Regions from separate parts of the Mus musculus genome. Here region 2 is linked to region 1. A link is a loop called in an ENCODE intact Hi-C map of the cell type or tissue named here. Cell type or tissue: heart. All regions are shown on one strand.

What was found. A loop is a pair of places that touch in the nucleus more often than their neighbours do. Peaks named below come from ENCODE experiments on the same cell type or tissue, not always from the same donor. Only the 100,000 strongest peaks of a DNase experiment are listed, where the experiment ranks them.
Region 2: a loop joins it to region 1, with 2.5 times the contacts of the local background. A loop is called at or near these places in 15 of 42 quality-filtered maps.

Annotation. Positions count from the first base shown.
Region 1 is chr14:24,180,020-24,185,019 of GRCm38, forward strand. All of the region lies in intron 5 of Dlg5 (discs large MAGUK scaffold protein 5), which reads right to left. Among named protein-coding and RNA genes, the nearest start is that of Gm52143, 29 kb to the right of the region's middle. In heart, a CTCF peak has its summit at 2,108 (motif pointing right); a DNase peak (open chromatin) is centred at 2,212; H3K27ac peaks cover 815 bases.
Region 2 is chr14:24,249,705-24,254,704 of GRCm38, forward strand. No RefSeq gene overlaps it. Among named protein-coding and RNA genes, the nearest start is that of Dlg5, 6.3 kb to the left of the region's middle. In heart, no CTCF peak of the experiment used is centred here; no DNase peak of the experiment used is centred here; H3K4me3 peaks cover 1,019 bases; H3K27ac peaks cover 2,196 bases.

The DNA.
Region 1 (5,000 bases):
CAACACTTATACACATAAAATAAAAATAAATAAATCTTTGAAAAAAAATCAGGGGGCTGGAGAGATGGCTCTAAGGTTAAGAACATTCGAGGCTCTTGTAGAAGATCTGGGTTTAGTTCCCAGCACCACAGATGTCTGTAAATCCAGCTACAGGGGATCCAGCACCTCCTCTGGCCTCTGTGGACACCCACAGACACATCCACACGCACATATCCACAGAAACAAGAACTTAACATTTTTTAGAAAATATAATCAGAGACCACTGATCTCTGTCTCTGTGTCCTCGTCCCCTACCCCCACCCCCTTCAGAAGCCAAGGCTGCAAGGCTGCCAGAAGCCAGCTCCACCCACCTCTCTGCGTCTTTCATTTTTCCTCTATTTGTTATACTGTTTAGAGCCTAGGTGTTAAACATATTCCAGTCTCCCTGTTTCAACTTACTGAATTCTTGGATTACAGCATGTGCTATGTCCCCTAACTTTGTTTCCTGTTCTTTTCAGAAACTACTCCTTTCAAAAAGAAATCTTAGTACAGTGAAATACAAAACTTATTTACAAAGTAGAAGGTAAGCAAACTCTCAACTGTGAGAGTTAAGGAAACACTTTACTCTCAGACAAACACTGACACACACACAAAACCTAGGAGCCATTCTGACAGGAAAATTGTCCTTAGGAGGAGGAAGGACGGGCAAGGAGGGGAGGACAGGGGAGAGGGGGAGGGGGAGGGGAAGGAGAGGGGAGAGAAGGAGGGGGAGGGAAAGGGGGAGGGGGAGGGGGAGGGGAGAGGAACAGCAGCCTGGCAGAGAGAAAAGCAGCAGCCCCTATCCTGGCAGCACAAAGCCTGCAATCCCAGCCCTTGAGAAATAGAAGCAGGACCGTCAGGCGTTCACGGTCATCCACAGCTACATGGCAAGTTAGAAGTCAGCCTGTGTCATATGAGACACCGAAGTTTCCATTCACCTCTGAGCTATTGTACAATACTCATATTTTTAAGGTATTATCAGTTCCACTAGCTAATAAGTAGTTCTTCATTTAAATATTTTACGATGTATTTTTATTTTATATGTATGAATATTCTGCTCGCTTATATGTTAAATGTACTACATGCGTAGATTACATGTGGAAACCTGAAGAGGGGGCCGGATCCCCCAGAATTGGAATTACAGATGCTTGGAAACACCACATGGGTCCTGGGAATGGAACCCTGGTCTCTGAGCCAGGGCTCTTAACGGCTAAGCCATCTCTTCAGCCCTGGTCCTTCAGTTTCCATTCCTGACTTCAAGCAAACCTGGGCATCTTTTCTGTGTTTATGAATTATCTATCTTTGTCTTCTAGGTTTGGATTGGTTTCTCCTCCATTCTATGCTGGGTTAGAACTGTCCACCCAGGCTGCGCAGCCCTCCAGGAGCTAGTTTCCTGGGTGTGTTTATCACATATCCTCTGCCTATGTGGCGTGTGTCTCACTCTCTGCAAACCCCAAAAGGATGCCCTTTGCAGTGTGTACTGAAGTTGTGCTAAGAAGGCCTCTCCTTCTTACCTTGAGATCATAACAATATCCTCTTGTTGGGACTTAAAAAAAGCATTTTTTATTTTCCCCACTGAAACCCTTGAACTCCTTTAAATATATATATTTCTATTCATAACTTGAGATGGACAGAGAATCATATCCTCTTCCTCTCCCACAAAGCACTGACTAGTGGAGACTGAGGACACCTGAAATACTCAGGAGCAGACGATGTGGACATTCTCAGACAGCGCCATGGCTAAGAAGGCCAACACTGCCGCCGCCTCACTCCCACCCCCACCCCCGACAGAAGTCTCCAGGTTCCTGTGTCTAGAGAGGGTCTGGCTTCTGCAATGGTTTGCTGTGTTGGACAAATACCTCAGATACTCCATTTAAGACTGACTTCATAGTTGGGTATGGTAGTGCAAAGTGAATTATGGCCAGGGCTGCTACACAGAGAAAGTATGTCTAGAAAAAGCAAAACAAACAACAACAACAACAACAACAACAACAACAAGAGACTAACTTTGCAAGTCTCACTTTCCAATACTCCTCTGTCTCAGGTGGTAAAACTCAAAACAAAGGCAGAGCTGCCATACTCCGAGTTGCCCACAAGAGGGCAGCAGTACGAACACAGGCTCTCCAGCTTTCATTAAGAAACCCTCATTCTCAAGGCAGCCAGCTTGGCGGCAGCACCATCTTCACCAGTCCACAAGACAACTCTGGATTCTGTGCCACTACAGCTCGTCCTTTTACTGAGAACCAGTTTCCCAAACACCCTAACTCGGAGGAGCTTAGCGCCAAGTGTGCTGAACGACCCAGGCTGTCTGGATATGCTTCCATTCCTGGTAAGGCAGGTCAGGCCTAGGCAAATGCTGATGCCAACCCAAGTGTCCTTTATGCTGCTCAGCACAGCTCGGACAATGCGGTGAGTTGGTAGGGTCCCAAGAGATTGGTGAGAGAGGGCAGATCTGCCCTGTTTCCACCATGGTTGCCTCCAGGGCACAGTGGGGTTCCCTGGGTGTAAAACCCCAAGTGAAGAGGTAATCCCAGCTCCACCTCCCTGTACCTCCTAGCCTCTGCCTTGCTACAGCCTTGGGGAGGCATCGGCTCCCACAGGACAGCATCCAGACCTTAAAGAGGCCCCCAGACTCCGAGCATTTCTCAAGTTCTCATACACGGGCTCAGACTCAAGCCTGCACTTTATCATCAACAGCCTCATAGAAACCAGGGAAAGCTGCAGTCGTGTGACTCCCCGAGACCTGGAAAAGATGCTATCTGCCAGGCCAGAGCATTTTCTGTTCATCAGTAGAAGATTATATTCTTAGTGGAAGGGCACAAGTGCACACAGACACACACTTACTTTTCTGTTGCTGTGATAAAGAAAAAAGAAAAACCCACCCTGGCCAAAAGCAATTTAGGAAAGAAATGGGTTTATTTGGCTCACAATCCCAGGCTGCAGCCCACTATAGAGTGGAAGTCAATGCAGAAACACGAAAGACCACATCCATAGCCAAGAGCAGAGGGCCAGAGAACACGTGGGCTGTGGTTGCTTGTTCTCAGCTATCTTGCTTCAGTCTCAGTTCAGGACCCAGCATAGACTGGCGCACCCCAGAGCAGGCTAGGTGTGGATGCTTGAATAGGAATGGCTCCCACAGGCTAACATATTTGAATGCTTGGTCATTAGGGAGTGGCACTACTTGAGAGAAATTAGGGGGTATGGCCCTGTTGGAGTAGGTGTGGGGCCTTATAGGAGGAAGTGTGTCACTGGGGGAAGGCTTTAAGGTTTTAAATGCTCAAGCTAAGCCCAGTGTCACATTGTCCTCCTGCTGTCTGTGGATCTGGATCCAGATGTAGAACTCTCATCTTTTATAGCACCACTTCTACCTGTATGTTGCCATGTCGCCTGCCATGAGAACAATGAACTAAACATCTAAAACTGGAAGCAGTTATTTCAGTTTCAGTTAAGAATAACTGAAAAGCCGGGGCCTAGCAAACACAGAAGTGGATGCCCACAGTCAGCTAATGGATGGATCACAGGGCTCCCAATGGAGGAGCTAGAGAAAGTACCCAAGGAGCTAAAGGGATCTGCAACCCTATAGGTGGATCAACATTATGAACTAACCAGTACCCCGGAGCTCTTGACTCTAGCTGCATATGTATCAAAAGATGGCCTAGTCGGCCATCACTGGAAAGAGAGACCCATTGGACACACAAACTTTATATGCCCCAGAACAGGGGAACGCCAGGGCCAAAAAGGGGGAGTGGGCGGGTAGGGGAGTGGGGGTGGGTGGGTATGGGGGACTTTTGGTATAGCATTGGAAATGTAAATGAGCTAAATACCTAATAAAAAATGGAAAGAAAAAAAAAAGAATAACTGAAAAATGTTATTCTTTATAATAGTTCTCTTGGTCACCATGTCTCTTCACAGCATCAGAACACTGACTATCAAGACAATCCTCTACAGACATACCCACAGGCCAGCTATTCCAGAGAATCCCTCAACAAACTCCCTTCCCAGATGATTCTACGTTATGTCAAGTTGACAATTAAAACCAAGCAACACACACACAGATACACACATACCACACACACACCACACACACTAACATACATACACACACAGATATACACTCACATTCACCCACTCACATATACCTATACCTATACATATACATATGCACACACACATATACAGAGACACACACACATGCATACATAAACACATACACACAAAGACACACAAACAGGCACACACAAATACACATACATACCACATCACACACACTCCCACATCACACACACATACACACAGATACAGATACATACCACACCATATACAACACATACACATGCACACAGATACACACATGCACACAGACACACACACACAGGTATACACACAAATGCACATACATACCACACATATACACAGAGGTATGTATACATACCATACCACACATATTCAGCTTCCCAGCTAGATTAGTGAAAGAGGAAAACATCTTGGATACCTTGGGGAAAAGTCAACTTTCATGGATCAAAAAGGAACATTTTTAAACTAGACACAGAGGAAAGAACAGAAACTCAAATGATCTGGTAGAATTGATTTTAAAAACATGTTGACTGGACTCGGATATTTTATAACAATCAAAAGTTTACCATACATACAGGGGCAGCAAATGGCTCAGTGTGTAAAGGCACATGTTTGCTGTGAAGCCTAACGGCCTGATTTGAGTTCAATCCCAGAAACCCACACAGTGGAAGGAGAGAATCAACTCCCAAAAGCTGCCCTCTGGGGCTGGAGAGATGGCTCAGCGGTTAAGAGCACTGGCTGCTCTTCCAGAGGTCCTGAGTTCAATTCCCAGCAACCACATGGTGGCTCACAACCATCTGTAATGGGATCTGATGCCCTCTTCTGGTGTGTCTGAAGATAGTGACATTGTGCTCACATAAAATACATAAATCTTTAAAAAAAAAAAAAAGCTGTCCTCTGACTCTCAC
Region 2 (5,000 bases), 70 kb after region 1:
TTATGTATTTATTGTATATGAGTACAAACAAACCAGAAGAAGGCATCAGATCCCATTACAGATGGTTGTGAGCCACCATGTGGTTGCTGGGAATTGAACTCAGGACCTCTAGAAGAACAGTCAGTGCTCTTAATGACTGAGCCATCTCTCCAACCCCCACCTTCAATTCTTAAAAAAGTGTAGGGGAGTCTCTCCATGAGAGAAACCCCTTCATGTCCTGCACCTTCCACACAGGACCACACACCTTCTCTCTCCTTGTGCTCTGTCAGGCCTCCTCCTCTTGCCTGCACAGGATTGGGGCTCCATATTCTCAGAGGCCCTTCTTTGTCCTGTCTTGTTTTTTTTCCTCTTTTCTTTTTTCCTCAGGAAGGAATGACCTCATCCTGTGCGACAGTGCTCCATGCCTGGCACATTGCAATCTGTCTTCTGACTACAGTTCCCACAGAAAATGATTCTCTGGGCTGGCAGGATGACTCAGGTGTAAAGAGTGTTCACTGCTCTTGCAGAAGACCTGCCTTTGGTTCCTAGCACCCACATCACAAAGCTCGCAGCTGCCTGTTAACTCCAGCTCCAGGGGATTGACACCCTCTTCTGACCTGTGCAGCCACAGGCACCTGCACTCAAAACAAACAACTCCACCTACCTTCTCCTAAGAATCTGACGTCCTTCCTACCTCCTCCAGAACCTCTGGTCTTCCTCACATCATCTCTCTGCCCTTCCCTTCACCACCAACATAAAAAAAAAAGAGGGTCTAGTTTGATCCCTAGTACTGTAAAGAAACAAGGACAATAAAGATAATTGCTTAATAATTAAAAATGCCCCAAGGAATTCAGGGAAGGAAACCACCACAGAAGGAAGCACCAGAAGCAACAGCAGAGGAGGTTTATAAACTCTCTCTGATGTCCCCTAAAGTGATGGCAGGGTCACATCAGCCAGCACAGAGCTATCAGTAGCACTCTTCTTCCCTGCCTAGACAGATGGGCTAGGGGATTCTACTATAGGTGCCCCTGTTCAGGAATGCAGATCTGATCTAAGCAGCAGGCAAGTGGAGCTTTGGGGAGTCTCTTTAGGTTCTCTGCAGGCCCAGACCTGCCTGGGAGTGTTAACCCTTTGATTCAGAGTCCTTATGTGTGTTTTAGCTTAAATGGTACTCTGCCCGAGGGGGCCATTACCAGCCTGTTTGCAAAGACTTTGGATTCTTAGTTACTCTCATTTTAACCTTTTAGTCCCCTCTTTTATTAACATTTGTCAGCTAGTATCCACCCAACCTGGGAAATGCAGTTACATCTAAGAGTGCTCCTTAAAGGAATGAGTCCTCTCCCCAGCCCCCTCTGTTTCCCTCCCGTGCATGCGCAAGCGTGCGCTTGCGTGCACACACACACACACACACACACACACACACACACACACACACACCATCCAGGGCTCTGGGAATGGAATTCTCTGTAAGAAACTGCCATGTTGGGCTGGAGAGATGGCTCAGTGGTTAAGAGCACTGACTGCTTTTCTAAAGGTCCTGAGTTCAATTCCCAGCAACCACATAGTGGCTCACAACCATCTGTAATGGGATCCAATGCCTTCTTCTGATGTGTCTGAAGGCAGCTACAGTGTACTCATATAAATAAATAAATCTTAAAAAAAAAAAGAAAGAGAGAGAGATTGAAAGAAAGAAAGTGCCATGTTTCCCAGAACATGAATGTTATATCTGAAATGATGGTGGCCTGCTTGGGGAAAAATTACTTTGACTCTCTGTAACTTTGTGAACCTTGGAGACATTTCCTGGCCTCTTGCTTTGTTCCTAGTTTGAGAATGGCCCGAAGCCAAGTGCTCTTGGTTAAAAATCTAGGGCATGGCCATTTCCAGTAAAGAATCCTGCCCAGAGGACACAAGACAAGGCAGAATCCTGGGATCAGAGACTGGAAGTCTTTGACAACCTTGGATTAAACCAGAGGAAGGATTATCCAATGGTTAATGACTCCATAAATAATTATTGATTGAGTGCCTGCTTGTGCCAGGTACTAGGCTTAGCCCTGAGGCTACCCACTGCACTTTGCAAAGGTGGAGTGAAGAAGCAGCTTGCTAATCCCAAGCCAATTATTATTCCTCGCTCAACTCCCAGTTCTTTCCTCTGGAGTCTCAGTCAGGTTTTACCACCACCCCGCTCCCCACACTCACACAAACCACAGCCAACAATCCATCTCAGCTCCCCACCCTTAGTTATCTCTCTTCTTGGCTAAGCACTCAGTAGGAGTGCGTTCTACAGACTCCCATTTGAAGTCACACTCTGGAGGGGGAGTTCTTTGTAGTCTTCCTAGGTACTTCTCCCAAAAGGACTGGTGGTTTAATAGTGAGCTGAACTAAGAGAGGTCTTACCAGTCTTCTCTGTAAAGACGTCTAGAGAGACCAGAACAATAGCTTCACTAGCTCCCAACTCTCATCAAGACAAAGCAAAGGCTTTCCCCTGTTACTGCTTCCGTGCTCCAACAACTGGCTTATACTACCCTACACCAGTATAGTGTGCCTTCTGGGGGCTGGAAAAGCTGTTCTGTGGTTAAGAGTATTTGCCATTCTTCCAGAGGACCTGGGTTTGGTTCCAAGCACCTACATGACAGCTTACAACCATCTATAACTCTAGTTCCAGGGGATCTGATGAAACTCTAGTTCCATCTTCTGGCCTTCTTGAGCATCATACACACATGGCGCCCATAAATACATGTAGGCAAAACACTCACATACAGTAAATAGAATGAATACATCTTAAGGACAAAATAATGTGACTTCTGCTGTGTCGCCTGCTTCTTTGTTTCCTGAGAAAACTCCTGTCATTCTTAGGTCCAAAAAACCCTTCCTACTATCTTTGAAGATGTTTGTTTTCGCTCCTTTTGCTGTGGTTGTGGTTTTCTTTTTTGAGACAGGGTTTCTCTGTGTAACAGCCCTTCTGTCCTGTAACCAGCACAGTCTTAAATTCATAGAGATCAGCCTGCCTCAGCATCCAGAAGGCTGGGATTAAAGCCAGCACTTCCTTTTGAGGTTCTCATTGTTATAAACTTCAATGGAGGAAACTGTGTCAGCTTCCCTTTTGAACTGACTATTACTTTCTCATCTTTTTAAACACTGATGTGTTGGCCTTTGTCCCCAACCCTGGCCTCATGTGTAGCAGGGCTCTGGGCTTTTTGCTGGAAGGGTGAACAAGGGAAGGATAGAGGACCCATGTTAATTGCTCAGATATACAGACAAGAATTCCAATGAGGTCACCCTCATTTCTCTAATGTAGACCAGTGTCTTAGTTAGGGTTTTACTGCTGTGAACAGACACCATGACCAAGGCAACTCTTATAAAAACAACATTTAATTGGGGCTGGCTTACAAGTTCAGAGGTTCAGTCCATTATCATCAAGGCAGGAGCACGGGAGTGTCCAGGCAGGCATGGTGTGGGAGGAGCTGAGAGTTCTACATCTTCCTCTGAAGGCCGCTAGGAGAAGACTCGATTCCCGGCAGCTAGGATGAGGGTATTAAAGCCCATGTCCACAGGGACACCCCTATTGCAACAAGGCTATACCTCTTAATAGTTCACTTCCTAGGCCAAGCATATACAACCATCACAACCAAGGACCCAGCTCTGAAACCCAGTGACCCCGAGAATAAACATAGCTCTGGCATGAGCAAGTCAGAACAATGCCCATTCCCTGATCACAGAGATCATAGCAGACCCTATTTTGATCCTTTCTCTACAGCCAGCAATGCCTCCGCCCAAGGGACAGCACAGACAGAATAACCTGGAGAGTGATCTGAGGTTTAGCATTCTGCCCCCTTCCCACCCTTTTGGCAGTGTGTGCCTCCTATCCTACAGGAACAGCATTTTCTCCTGCAGAGAATGGCTGAGAAGTCTACAAGAACTCTGTAATACAAGAACAGCCCCTGCTTTCAAAAGAATGAAGCCCAACTCCGGAGGAACAGGCTAAAACTCAGGAGCTGGCCTGTCCTGTGGGTGTAGACATATGCAAACCAGATGCAAATAGTCATGTGATTCCAGTCAGGCTCTCAGAGGTGATGAAGGGCTGCAGAGCCAGACAGAAGCAGCTTGCTAAAAGAATTGCTTGCTGCAACTTAGAAACTCTGGCTGGAGTTAAGCGGAAACTATGGAAACTATGTTGCCCAGACTCTTTCTTTCCAACCTCTTTATATGTGGTTCCATCCACCACGTGACAGTAGCAATTGTCCTTGTGCCCCATTGAGGCTCCGGGAAGCCAGTCAGCTGGACCAGGAGGGAGAAGTGGGAAAGTGATAGGCTGACTCTCCCCAGGAAGCTGTCAAGGTCACCCCTCTAACCAAGCTTCCTTTGTATAGAAGCAACAGCTGGAAAGCAGCTGCCAATTGCAGGGCGGTTCCGATGGGGTGTTTCCCAGACACACTAGGTGCGGAGCTCTGCAGTAGGGGTTGCTTCTGTGCTCCCATGTGCGGAGCTGTTAAGTCTTCTGAGAGACCACAGAGTCAGAGTAATGGCCAGGGTATACGGGTAAAAGAAATGACCCAAGGGCTGGAATCATGGCTCAGTGATTAAGAGCACTCAGTGCTTTTCAAGAGGACTGGGGTGAGTGAAATGAAGGCATTCTGCATCCAGAATGTGGCTGAGGAGAAGGATTTTATTGTAGATATGAGGGAGAGTACAGCCAGAGGCATCTGCAGGTCAGAGGAGGGAGAGAAAATAGTACCCTCAACATGGCCAACAGACTGCACCAAGCCCTGAGAGGACAGGATGTGAGGGAGTGAGAGAGGAAGAGAAGAGAGGCAAGAGGAGGCCAAGAGCAGACCAAAGAACCAAGAGAGCTATAGGAACCAAGACCGCACACAGCCAAACGGGAGAGCTGCGTTATATGGGGAAGGAGAAGGGGGAAGGACTGAGGAAGGGAAGCAGCACCCCTCCACCCCCACCCCCACCCACACCCCCCACCCCGGGTGGATTTAGGGGAGTGGGGAGTGAGGGGAGCCACAGGTACTGAG